2 separate regions of the Homo sapiens genome follow, and region 1 is linked to region 2. Evidence: read pairs that join two places in POLR2A ChIA-PET (ENCODE). Cell type or tissue: PC-9. All regions are shown on one strand. Links, peaks and the distances in the headings refer to the core of each region. The heading gives the core; the rest is flanking DNA.

Region 1 (5,372 bases), core at 1-5,000, 120 kb before region 2:
GCCAGAAGGGCTGCAGCTCTTCTCTCCTTCTCGTCGCCCACAACGTGGTGAGCAGGGAGCATGTTTCAGCCCTGCTTGTGTTACAGCTCTTTCAGTCCACCATTTGGTGGGTCCCGAGTTCTTTTCCTGCATCCGAGAAGAATGAGGTACGCAGACAACTGGAGGGTGAGCAAGGCCGAAAGGAGCTTCACTGAGCAACAGAACAGCTCTCAGGAGACCTGAAGTGGGTAGCTCCTTTCCACAGGGCAGAGAGGAGCTTCACTCTGCAACAGAACAGCTCTCAGGAGACCCGAAGTGGATAGCTCCTTTCCACAGGCAGGTCGACCTGATGAGTGTCCAGATGACCAGCTCTCACCCAAGAGGAGACCTGCAGGCAGGTCCTTTTAAGGAGACTCAAAGCGGGTAGCTCCTTCCTGCAGCTGGTAGTCCTGACAGCCGGCTGAGTCTGCTGAGACCAGGGGTTTTTATGGGCTCAGAAGGGAGGAAGTGCATGCTGCTTGGTCTGTGGGTGTCCATGGGCAGCCCAGAAAACACCACAAGTTCTTACTCTAGCCCTGGACTCCACCAGGAACTGCCAGACCAACCCCCAGGCTTCAGGCATTCCCTGGCTTGAAGGGGGGATTTCACTGGGAACCCACCCTTTTCCACCCAGGAACCTGTCTGCCTCCTGCCATCAACATGCCCTCCATGGTGCCCAGACTGTGCCAAGGGGCGCCTGCAGGCCCAAACCAAGCCACCGTCATCAACCCCCTGACTGGCTTCCCTCCCACGCACATGGGTGCCCAAAGTTTAGAGGGGGCTGAGGTGGCAGGGGGCTGGCGTGTCAGTGCCACCTCTAGCATGCTCAACCTGGCCAGGTCACGACAACACCTAGGTTTGGCCCAACTTTGCTCTGCAACAGAGCAGGTGCAGGAGCAGAAAGAGGCCAGGGAATGGGAGCAGGCACTTCTGAGCCTGTGGGCGCTGGGAGCTTCCCAAGCCCTGAAGAGTGCAGGGATGCCCAGGTCTGGAGCCGCAGCTGGGCGGCTGCAGCTGTGCCCAGAAGTGTGGGACTCCAGCCCTGCCGATTCAGTAGGGGCAGGGCTCCTGCCTGTAGCCAGCCCCTGTGGGCTTCGTGGAGCCGTGAGCCTCAGCTGCGTTTCCCTCACTGCAGCTGGCATCGCAGCAGCGGCTGTTACAGACGGGCCACTGGTGCCTTTAGTTACAAGAGTTTTAATGATAAAATTCAAGTTATCACAGAAATGGTAGTATATAGCCAGCTGTTTTATATATTGTGAAGTATAAGTAACATATAATTTTGATACAGGAGTTTCTTAACTATTCCTGCTAATGGACCTATGAATAGGCCAGAAAAATGAAATCCACCGAGAATCTGTAAACTTCATTTTCACGTCAGCCTTCTCCCCACAGAACTGTATTAATGCCACCAAAAAAGTAAAATATTTAAATATAATGTTAACAAGTAATGAACCACACAGCAATAGAAGCAAAGGGACTCTTGAAGTCAAAATATCTTGAAGTCAAAATATTTTGCAATTACTGAAATAGTATAACACTTTTCCCTACTCTTTCTTTTTTTTTTTTTTTCTTCAAACCATCAAAATCCGTTGCATACTTTCTCACCTTTAAATAGGAAACCAGAGGCTGGGTACAGTGGCTCACACCTGTAATCCCAGAATTTTGGGAGGCCGAGGTGGTCGGATCATTTGAGGCTAGGAGTTCAAGACCAGCCTGGCCAACATGGTAAAACCCCATCTCTATAAAAAATACAAAAATTAGCCTGGCGTGGTGCCGCATGCCTGTAATCCCAGCTACTCAGGAGGCCGAGGCACAATAATTGCTTGAACCTAGGAGGTGGAGGTTGCAGTGAGCTGAGATCACGCCACTGCACTCCAGCCTGGGTGACAGAGCAAGACTGTCTCAAAAAGAAAAAAGGAAACCAGAGACCAGGGAAATACCCTTTACCTTTACCTTTGCGCTTAGCTAGATCATTTGCAAGCAGAATTTTATACTTTGCCTGCTTTGCTCTTTCAGATTTCCAGATACACAATTCCATTATATAGTTTCTTGATTTTCCCCTTGGGAAAATCATTTATTTCCTTGTTGATATTACTTACAACTACTTATTTTCTTTATTAAAGAGAAACTTATTTTTATTCAGCCCATAAGGGAAAAAGGGAACAACATTTCTGCCTAGACCAGAGATCCTCAACTTTGGTTGCACATTAGAATCACCTGTGGATCTTTTAAAATACAGATGCCTAGGCAAATCAGAATCTCGGGCAGGTGGGGCTTGGGTGTAAGTATTTTTGCAAGCTAGGCTGGCTGGGCACGGTGGCTCACACCTGTAATTCCAGCACTTTGGGAGGCCAAGGCGGGTGGATCAGGAGGTCAAGAGATCGAGACCATCCCGGCCAACATGGTGAAACCCCATCTCTACTAAAAATACAAAAATTAGCTGGGTGTGGTGGCGCATGCCTGTAGTCCCAGCTACTCAGGAGGCTGAGGCAGGAGAATCGCTTGAACCCGGGAGGCGGAGTTTGCAGTGAGCTGAGATTGCGCCACTGCACTCCAGCCTGGCGACAGAACGAGACTCCGTCTGAAAAAAAAAAACCTAGGCTGGATACAGTGGCTCATGCCTGTAATCCCAACACTTTGGGAGACAGAGGTAGGAGGATTGCTTGAGCCTAGGAGTTTGAGACCAGCCTGGGCAACATAACAAGTCGCAGTCTCTACAAAAAATTTAAAAATTAGGTGGGCGTGGTGGCACATGCCTGTAGTCTCAGTTACTCAGGAGGCTCGGGTGGGAGGATCACTTGAGCCTTAGGATCACTGAGTGAAGGATGCAGTGAGCTATGATGGTGCCACTGCACTTCAGCCTGGACGATACAGCAAGATCTTGGCTCTAAAAATAAAAATAAATAAATAAATAAATAAATAAATAAATAAATAAATAAAAGCTTCCCAAAGTTTGTGACATGCAAAATAGGGCCCATTCAAGGTTTCCCTCTGTCCTCCCCATATAGATGCCAAGGAGAGGCAGTAGGACTATTTGACCTTACAGTCCACTGGTTCTCAACCGTATCATTAAGGAAAAATTTAAAAATAGAGGTGTCCAGTCCAGGAAAATATTTATTTTTGTAAAATTTCAAGACACACTGCATGTTCCATTATCTAAGGTTTTTAATAGAGACAAGTAATATCGACACTCTAATAAAATAATGAGTAGTCTTAAAATACCCCATTTTTATTTTGGGATGCATTTGCATTTTATTTGATTATGGGTATTGCATTCTGGGAATTCACACAGTATTTCAAACCAATAAAAGAACTATGTAATGAATACGTGACTGAAATACTACATACTGAAATTTTACAAGCTTTAATATTTTCTTTTTAAAGAAAGGAACCAGAACACTCCAAGCTCTGTAAAAGCTCAATTGCTACACTTTAGAATTCCATAAAATAATTGAATTAAGTCATTCTTTAGTTCCAGTTAAATGGAATACTAGAGAGGCAGGAAAATACTACTGTATTATTTAAAGAAGACTTCAGACGAATTTGGAAACAAAGCAAACTTCTCTTTTGCTTTATTTCTTCAAGAATTACCATTTTTAAAAAAAGCTTTAAAAATAAAACACAACTTTTAGATAGAGTACCATTTTCATTCCCACCTTGAAGGTTATGTTTGCAATCCATTCATGACAAGTATATCTCTTCAGTCTCCTGCAAAAAAGAATTTCTTCCAATGACAAAATGGTACTTTCTTGCATAATTTTTTTTTTTTTTTGAGACGGAGTCTTGCTCTGTCGCCCAGGCTGGAGTGCAGTGGTGTGATCTTGGCTCACACCTCCGCCTCCCGGGTTCAAGCGATTCTCCTGCCTCAGCCTCAAAGCAGCTGGGATTATAGGCATGGGCCACCATACCCAGCTAATTTTTGTATTTTTAGTAGAGATGGGGTTTCGCCATATTGGCCCGGTTGGTCTCAAACTCCTGACCTCAGATGATCCGCCAGCCCCGGCCTCCCAAAGTGCTAGGATTACAGGCATGAGCCACCATGACTGGCCCATAATTTTTTTTCTTTTTATTTTCTTGCATAATTTTAAAAGGTTACATGCTGAGTCCAGGCACTGTGGCTCACACCTGTAATTCCAGCACTTTGGGAAGCCGAGGCAGGTGGATCACTTGAGGTCAGGAGTTCAAGACCAGCCTGGCCAACATGGTGAAACCCCGTCTCTACCAAAAATACAAAAATTAGCCGGGCGTGTTGGTGCACACCTGTGATCCCAGCTACTCAGGAGGCTGAGGCAGGAGAACCGCTTGAACCCAGGAGGCAACGTTGCAGTGAGCTGAGATTGTGCCACTGCACTCCAGCCTGGGCAACAAGAGTGAAACTTCTCAAAAAACAAAAGAAAAGATACTGTGCCTTTTGTTGCCTATCTGAATTGATTTTAAACTTTTTCTGTATACTGAGGAAAAAGTCCACAAAAAACCCAGGAGTTGAAAACCCCAGCTGAAAGTATTAGCACCACGTGTTAAAAAATGAAGGCCTTGAGATATGGCCACATTGGTTCACTCCTGTAATATCAGCGCTTTGGGAGGCTGAGGTGGGAGAATCACTTGAGGCCAGGAGTTCGAGGCCAGCCTGGGCATCAGTGACATTCTACCTCCACCAAAAAAACCCAAAAAATTAAAATTAGGCGGGCATGGTGGCACAGGCCTGTAGTCCCAGCTATTTGGGAAGCGAAGCTGGGGCGGGAGGATCCCTTGAGCCCAGGAATTCAAAACTGCAGTGAGCTATGATTGCGCCACTGCACTCCAGCCTGGGCCACATTGTGAGACACTGTCTATTAAAAAAGTAACAAATAGATAAAAAAGCCTGGGTTTTTTCTCCCTAAACAATGGATATCACGTTCAAGCAAGTGAACCCTCTATAAACCATGACTTTATATATTATTTTCAGGGATGACTATGCCAGTGAGCGAGATTAAGGGGTAGAAACTCTTCCTTTTCAGTCCTGTTTTTCGTCACAACTACTTTTCCTGGAAAGTTATTCAGTCTAACAGCTAGACCCCCCTTCCCCCACCGCCCCCGTCGGAGAGGCCTGGGATTTACCAGACACTCCTAAAGCTAGATTAGCTAGACTCTGGGGGCGATAGGGGGAAATAGGCATTTTTCTGTCGTGTGTAGTGGACGCCTTATAAAAAGCCCACATTTGGCCCGGCGCAGTGGCTTACGCCTGTAATCCCAGCACTTTGGGAGGTCGAGGCCGGCGGATCACCTGAGATCAGGTCAGTCTGGCCAACATCGTGAAACCCCGTCTCTACTAAAAATACAAAATTAGCAGAGCGTGGTGGTGGGCGCCTGTAATC
Region 2 (5,373 bases), core at 223-5,222:
AATTCCATCTCTTCTTTTTCCTCCCTAAACACCAGCTTCTCTTGCTGCCCTACCTCTATTAATGCCTCACCATCTTTCACTGAGGCCTGAGGCCTAGCCCTTAGGGATGTTGTACAAACAAGTACCAAAGCTATGTGCAGGGGAGGCTGACTTGAAAAATCATTGTCTTTGCCCTTAAGGAACTCACAGTCTGGTGAGAAAGTTAGACAGACAAACAAACATAATAAGATAATTGCTCTACTAGAGGTTTATATGGAGGAACTTCTATGCTTAGAAGGAATGCTGAGCCAGGTGCGGTGGCTCAAGCCTGTAATCCCAGCACTTTGGGAGGCCGAGGTGGACGGATCACCTGAGGTTGGAAGTTCAAGACTAGACTGACCAACATGGAGAAACCCCATCTCTACTAAAAATACAAAATTAGCTGGGCGTGGTGGTGCATGCCTGTAATCCCAGCTACTTGGGAAGCTGAGGCAGGAGAATCACTTGAACCCGGGAGGCAGGAGGTTGCAGTGAGCCGAGATCGCGCCATTGCACTCCACCCTGGGCAACAAGAGCGAAACTCCATCTCAAAACAATAAAAAATAAAAAGAGGGAGTGCTGAAGTGTGGCTGGATCAATCCAGGAAGACTTCCTGGAGATGATAGCATTTGAGTTGGCACCTGCAGGCTGAGTAGGAGCTTGAAAGGTAGACAAGTCAGGGAAAGCCAAAAAAATTACCCACAGACAAAGCTGTGGCCATGAGAAGGCAGGGACTGGAAGCTCACATGTGTTTTGGAGAGCTTCTCTAGGGCAGCACGGAGGATGCTGGAGGGGAGAAAAGCTGAGGCAGCAGACAGATCCAAGAGGAAGGTTTAGGATCTGAAAGTGTACTCATGCTTTGCCATGCAATGCTGTGCAACCTTAGGAAAGTCACTTGAGCTCACTGAGCTTCCATCCCTCATCTGTCAAATGGAGAGAATAATAGGTACCCATGGGGATGCTGGGGAGGGCTGAATGAGCTAATGGAAGGGAAAGTGCTGGATAAATGCAAGCTGTTGTTATTGTAGAGAATCCACCGGGGCAGGCCATGTTTCAGCTGCAGCCCCACCTCAGAAATGGCCTCCCTGAGCCTCATTCAAGTCAAGTCCACATCCTCCCAGGCTGGGGGGTGGGGTGGGGTGCAGGATGCAGGGGAAGGATGCACACACACCTGACTATGGATCTTGGCTCACTGGCTCTGTGACCTGGGACCAGTGTCTTCCCTCTCTCAACTTCATTTCATAGAGCTAAGAACCCAACTTACAGGGCTTCCGTGAATTCTGTGGGAACAGGTAAGTGATCATTAATTGTAGACAGTTAGTTCCCTGTCCCCTAGTCTCCAATTCCCTCCTCCAGGGCCTGGCACCAAGCTGAGCAGAGCGAGAAACAGTAAATATTTAATAACAGATGGGCTGAGAGCTCCTAACTGAAGGGAGATGTGGAGGAGCCGGAGGACACTTGCTTCCCCAGCAGGGGCAGCTGTGCAGACAGGCCGACCTGGGCTTCAGGGCTAGTGATAGCCAGATCCTGAAGGAGTTCTTGCCTTCAGTGACTTCCTGAGGGAGCCACAGCTACCAGTGGCCTTCCCAGGGTACCCTAGCCCCACAACACATCTCTCCTATTTTCTCACTTTGCTGCTCAGATGAACATCAAATGGATGTGGACCCCACTCAACAACCACCCACTGAATCCCTCTCCACTGCGCCAAGCCTCTCCTGGCACTATAAATTCAGAGAGGAAGGAGGCCAGCCCTTGCTCTTCAGGGCCTCCCATCTAGCTGCGAGAGTGATGGAAAACATGTTTGCTAAAATGTGATAGCTAGCCTGGGCAACGTAGGGAGACCCTGTGTCTACGAATAATTAGAAAAACTAGCCGGGCGTGATGGCACGTGCCTGTGGTCCCAGCTACTTGGGAGGCTGAGGTGGGAGGATGATCGCCTGAGCCTGGGAGGTCAAGGCTGCAGTGAGTCGTGATCATGCCACTGCACTCTATCCTGGGCAACACAGCAAGACCCTGTCTCAAAAAAAATAATAATAAAAAAAGCTGGGTGGCCGGGCGTGGTCCTGAAGGCTGCAGCTGTGCATGTCATCACTTAGTCACTTGCCTGGTGGTCACCTATGAGTCAATGATTCAAAGGTTTCCATCCCAGGGATACATCTGCTTCTTAATAGGAATTTACAGGGACAATCCTTTGACCAGGGGAGCCACCTAAGGGACTGAGACTTGATCCCAGAGCAATCAGGCAGAGACTCTGTGCAGCTTCCTTTCCCTTCCTGCCCAGACATGCTGCCCCTCCCTCCGACCCTGGGCCTCCCCTTTGTGAATTTAGGTCTCTGTGGTTGTCTGTGGGCTGAGGCAGCAAAAAGAGCATTTTGGAGTGAGCCAGAGCTAAATCCAAATCCTGGTTCTATTACTAACTAGCTGTGTGACCTTGGTCCAATTTCTTATCTGCTCTGAGTCAGTTTTGCAGAAAATGTTCAAATTTGCTGTATCTTTACGTACTTGTATACAAATGCGTAGAAAAAGGCCAGAGGGCAGTCAGGCGCTGTGGCTCACACCTGAAATCCCAGCACTTTGGGAGGCCGAGGTGGGCGGATCACCTGAGGTCGGGAGTTCAAGACCGCCTGACCAACACGGAGAAACCCTGTCTCTACTAAAAATACAAAATTAGCCGGGCGTGGTGGTGCATGCCTGTAATCCCAGCTACTTGGGAGGCTGAGGCAGGAGAATCGCTTGAACCCAGGAGGCGGAGGTTGCAGTGAGCCGAGATTGCACTATTGCACTCCAGCCTGGGCAACGAGAGCGAAACTCTGTCTCAAAAAAACAAACAAACAAAAAAAAGGCCAGGCGTGGTGGCTCATGCCTGTAATCCCAGCACTTTGGGAGGCCAAGGCAGGCAGATCATGAGGTCAGGAGTTCGAGACCAGCCTGGTCAACATAGTGAAACCCCGTCTCTACTAAAAATACAAAAAATTAGCCGGGCGTGGTGGCGGGCGCCTGTAATCCCAGCTACTTGAGAGGCTGGGGCAGGAGAATCACTTGAACCTGGAAGGCGGAGGTTGCAGTGTGCCGAGATTGCGCCACTGTACTCCAGCCTGGGTGCCAGTTCCAAAAAGAAAAGAAAAGAAAAAGGCTGGAGGGGTTTATGCTACCCTTCTCATTAATAGTGGATGGGGTGGGGTGGGAAAGGGGTATGTGATGGGGAACTTTCACATTGTATCCTATTTTCTCATGTATTATCTGGGCCTTTATAAGCATGTATATTATTGCATTTGTATGAAGCAGGGATAATCCTACCAACTTTACAGATTATTGGAAGGATTTTAAAAAGATCCTACAGGTAAAACTGTTCTCATGCTGTCTGCTGCAAAATTGGCTCTTACCAAGTATTAGTTCCCTTTTCCTCTCTTCTCCTTGCCTGGAACTGTGTTTCTACTTGTAAGTGTTTGCCTCTTTACATCTATGTTTGTTTACGGGGCCTGGTTGAATCTGTCTGTGGTTTTTTTTTTTTTTTTTTTGAGACGGAGTCTCACTCTGCCCTATCTCAGCTCACTGCAAGCTCCGCCTCCCGGGTTCACGCCATTCTCCTGCCTCAGCCTCCTGAGTAGCTGGGACTACAGGCTCCTGCCACAATGCCTGGCTAATTTTTTTTTGTATTTTTAGTAGAGACAGGGTTTCACTGTGTTAGCCAGGATGGTCTCGATCTCTTGACCTCGTGATCCGCCCACCTCGGCCTCCCAAAGTGTTGGGATTACAGGCGTGAGCCACCACACCCAGCCTGTCTGTGGTTTATGGGCTGCTAAGCGTCTGTGTGTATTCTTTTCTTATATTGGTGAATGTCTGTGCATCTGGAAATGTATGCATTTGTGTATGTGTGTCTGTGTGTCTCTGTATAAGTGAGTATATGCTTGGGTGTATTGGTGGTATGTATGTGTGTGGGGTGTAGCTGTGTATCTCAGCTTGTTTGTGTCTATTTATATGTGTTTATTTTATTTCATTTTTTATTTTTTTTGAGACGGAGTCTCACTCTGTCACCCAGGCTGGAGTGCGATGGCACGGTCTCAGCTCACCACAACTTCCACCTTCTAGGTTCAAGTGATCCTTCTGCTTCAGCCTCCTGCGTAGCTAGGATTACAGGCGCCCGCCACCACACCTGGCTAATTTTTGTATTTTTAGTAGAGACAGGGTTTTCACCACGTTGGCCAGGCTGGTCTTGAATTCCTGATCTCGTGATCCACCCACCTCAGCCTCCCAAAGTGGTGGGATTACAGGTGTGAGCCATCATGCACTGCCTATATGTCTTTATTATTATTATTATTATTTTGTTTTTTTGAGACAGAGTTTCGCTCTTGTTGCCCAGGCTGGAGTGCAATGGTGCAATCTCGGCTCACTGCAACCTCTGCCTCCCAGGTTCAAGTGATTCTCCTGCCTCAGCCTACCGAGTAGCTGGGATTACAGGCACTTGCCACCGAGCCCAGCTAATTTTTTTTTTTTTTTTTGAGATGGAGTCTTGCTCTGTCGCCCAGGCTGGAGTGCAGTGGTGCAATCTTGGCTCACTGCAAGCTCTGCCTCCCGGGTTCATGCCATTCTCCTGCCTCAGCCTCCCAAGTAGCTGGGACAACAGGTGCCCGCCACCACGCCCGGCTAATTCTTTGTATTTTTAGTAGAGACGGGGTTTCACTGTGTTAGCCAGGATGGTCTCCATCTCCTGACCTCGTGATCCGCCCGCCTCGGCCTCCCAAAGTACTGGGATTACAGTCATGAGCCACTGCGCCCGGCCGCTAATTTTGTATTTTTAGTAGAGACAGGGTTTCTCCACGTTGGTCAGGTTGGTCTTGAACTCCCGACCTCAGGTGATCCACCCACCTCCGCCCCACAAAGTGCTGGGATTACAGGCATGAGCCACCGCACCCGGCGTGTTTATTATATTTTTAATGCATATATATTTTTGAGACAGAGTCTCTGTTGCCCAGGCTGGAGTGCAGTGGCACGATCATGGCAGCTTTAACCTCCTGGGCCCAAGTGATCCTCCCACCTCAGCCTCTCAAGTAGCTAGGACCACAGGCATGCACCACGACACCCAGCTAATTTTTTTTTTTTGAGACGGAGTTTAGCTCTTGTTGCCCAAGCTGGAGAGCAATGGCGCTATCCCGGCTCACTGCAACCTCCGCATCCTGGGTTCAAGCGATTCTCCTGCCTCAGCCTCCCGAGTAGCTGGGACTACAGGCACGTGCCCACCACATCCAGCTAATTTTTTGTATTTTTAGTAGAAATGGGGTTTCACCATGTTAGCCAGGCTGGTCTCAAACTCCTGACCGCAGGTGATCCGCCTGCCTCAGCCTCCCAAAGAGCTGG

Evidence for each region. ChIA-PET counts read pairs that join two places held together with the same protein. Peaks named below come from ENCODE experiments on the same cell type or tissue, not always from the same donor. Only the 100,000 strongest peaks of a DNase experiment are listed, where the experiment ranks them.
Region 1: POLR2A ChIA-PET joins it to region 2 with 9 read pairs; 2 of 35 experiments call an interaction of 5 or more read pairs at or near these places.

The regions. Positions count from the first base shown.
Region 1 is chr1:32,606,423-32,611,794 of GRCh38, forward strand. It overlaps LOC102723870 (a long non-coding RNA gene), which reads right to left. Exons shown (of 3, transcript XR_426677.5): 2 at 3,675-3,726; 3 at 2,127-2,905. Among named protein-coding and RNA genes, the nearest start is that of ZBTB8OS, 41 kb to the right of the region's middle. RefSeq lists an enhancer at 158-658. In PC-9, for the core only: no CTCF peak of the experiment used is centred there; no DNase peak of the experiment used is centred there.
Region 2 is chr1:32,727,957-32,733,329 of GRCh38, forward strand. No RefSeq gene overlaps it. Among named protein-coding and RNA genes, the nearest start is that of NHSL3, 11 kb to the right of the region's middle. In PC-9, for the core only: no CTCF peak of the experiment used is centred there; a DNase peak (open chromatin) is centred at 2,175; H3K27ac peaks cover 469 bases.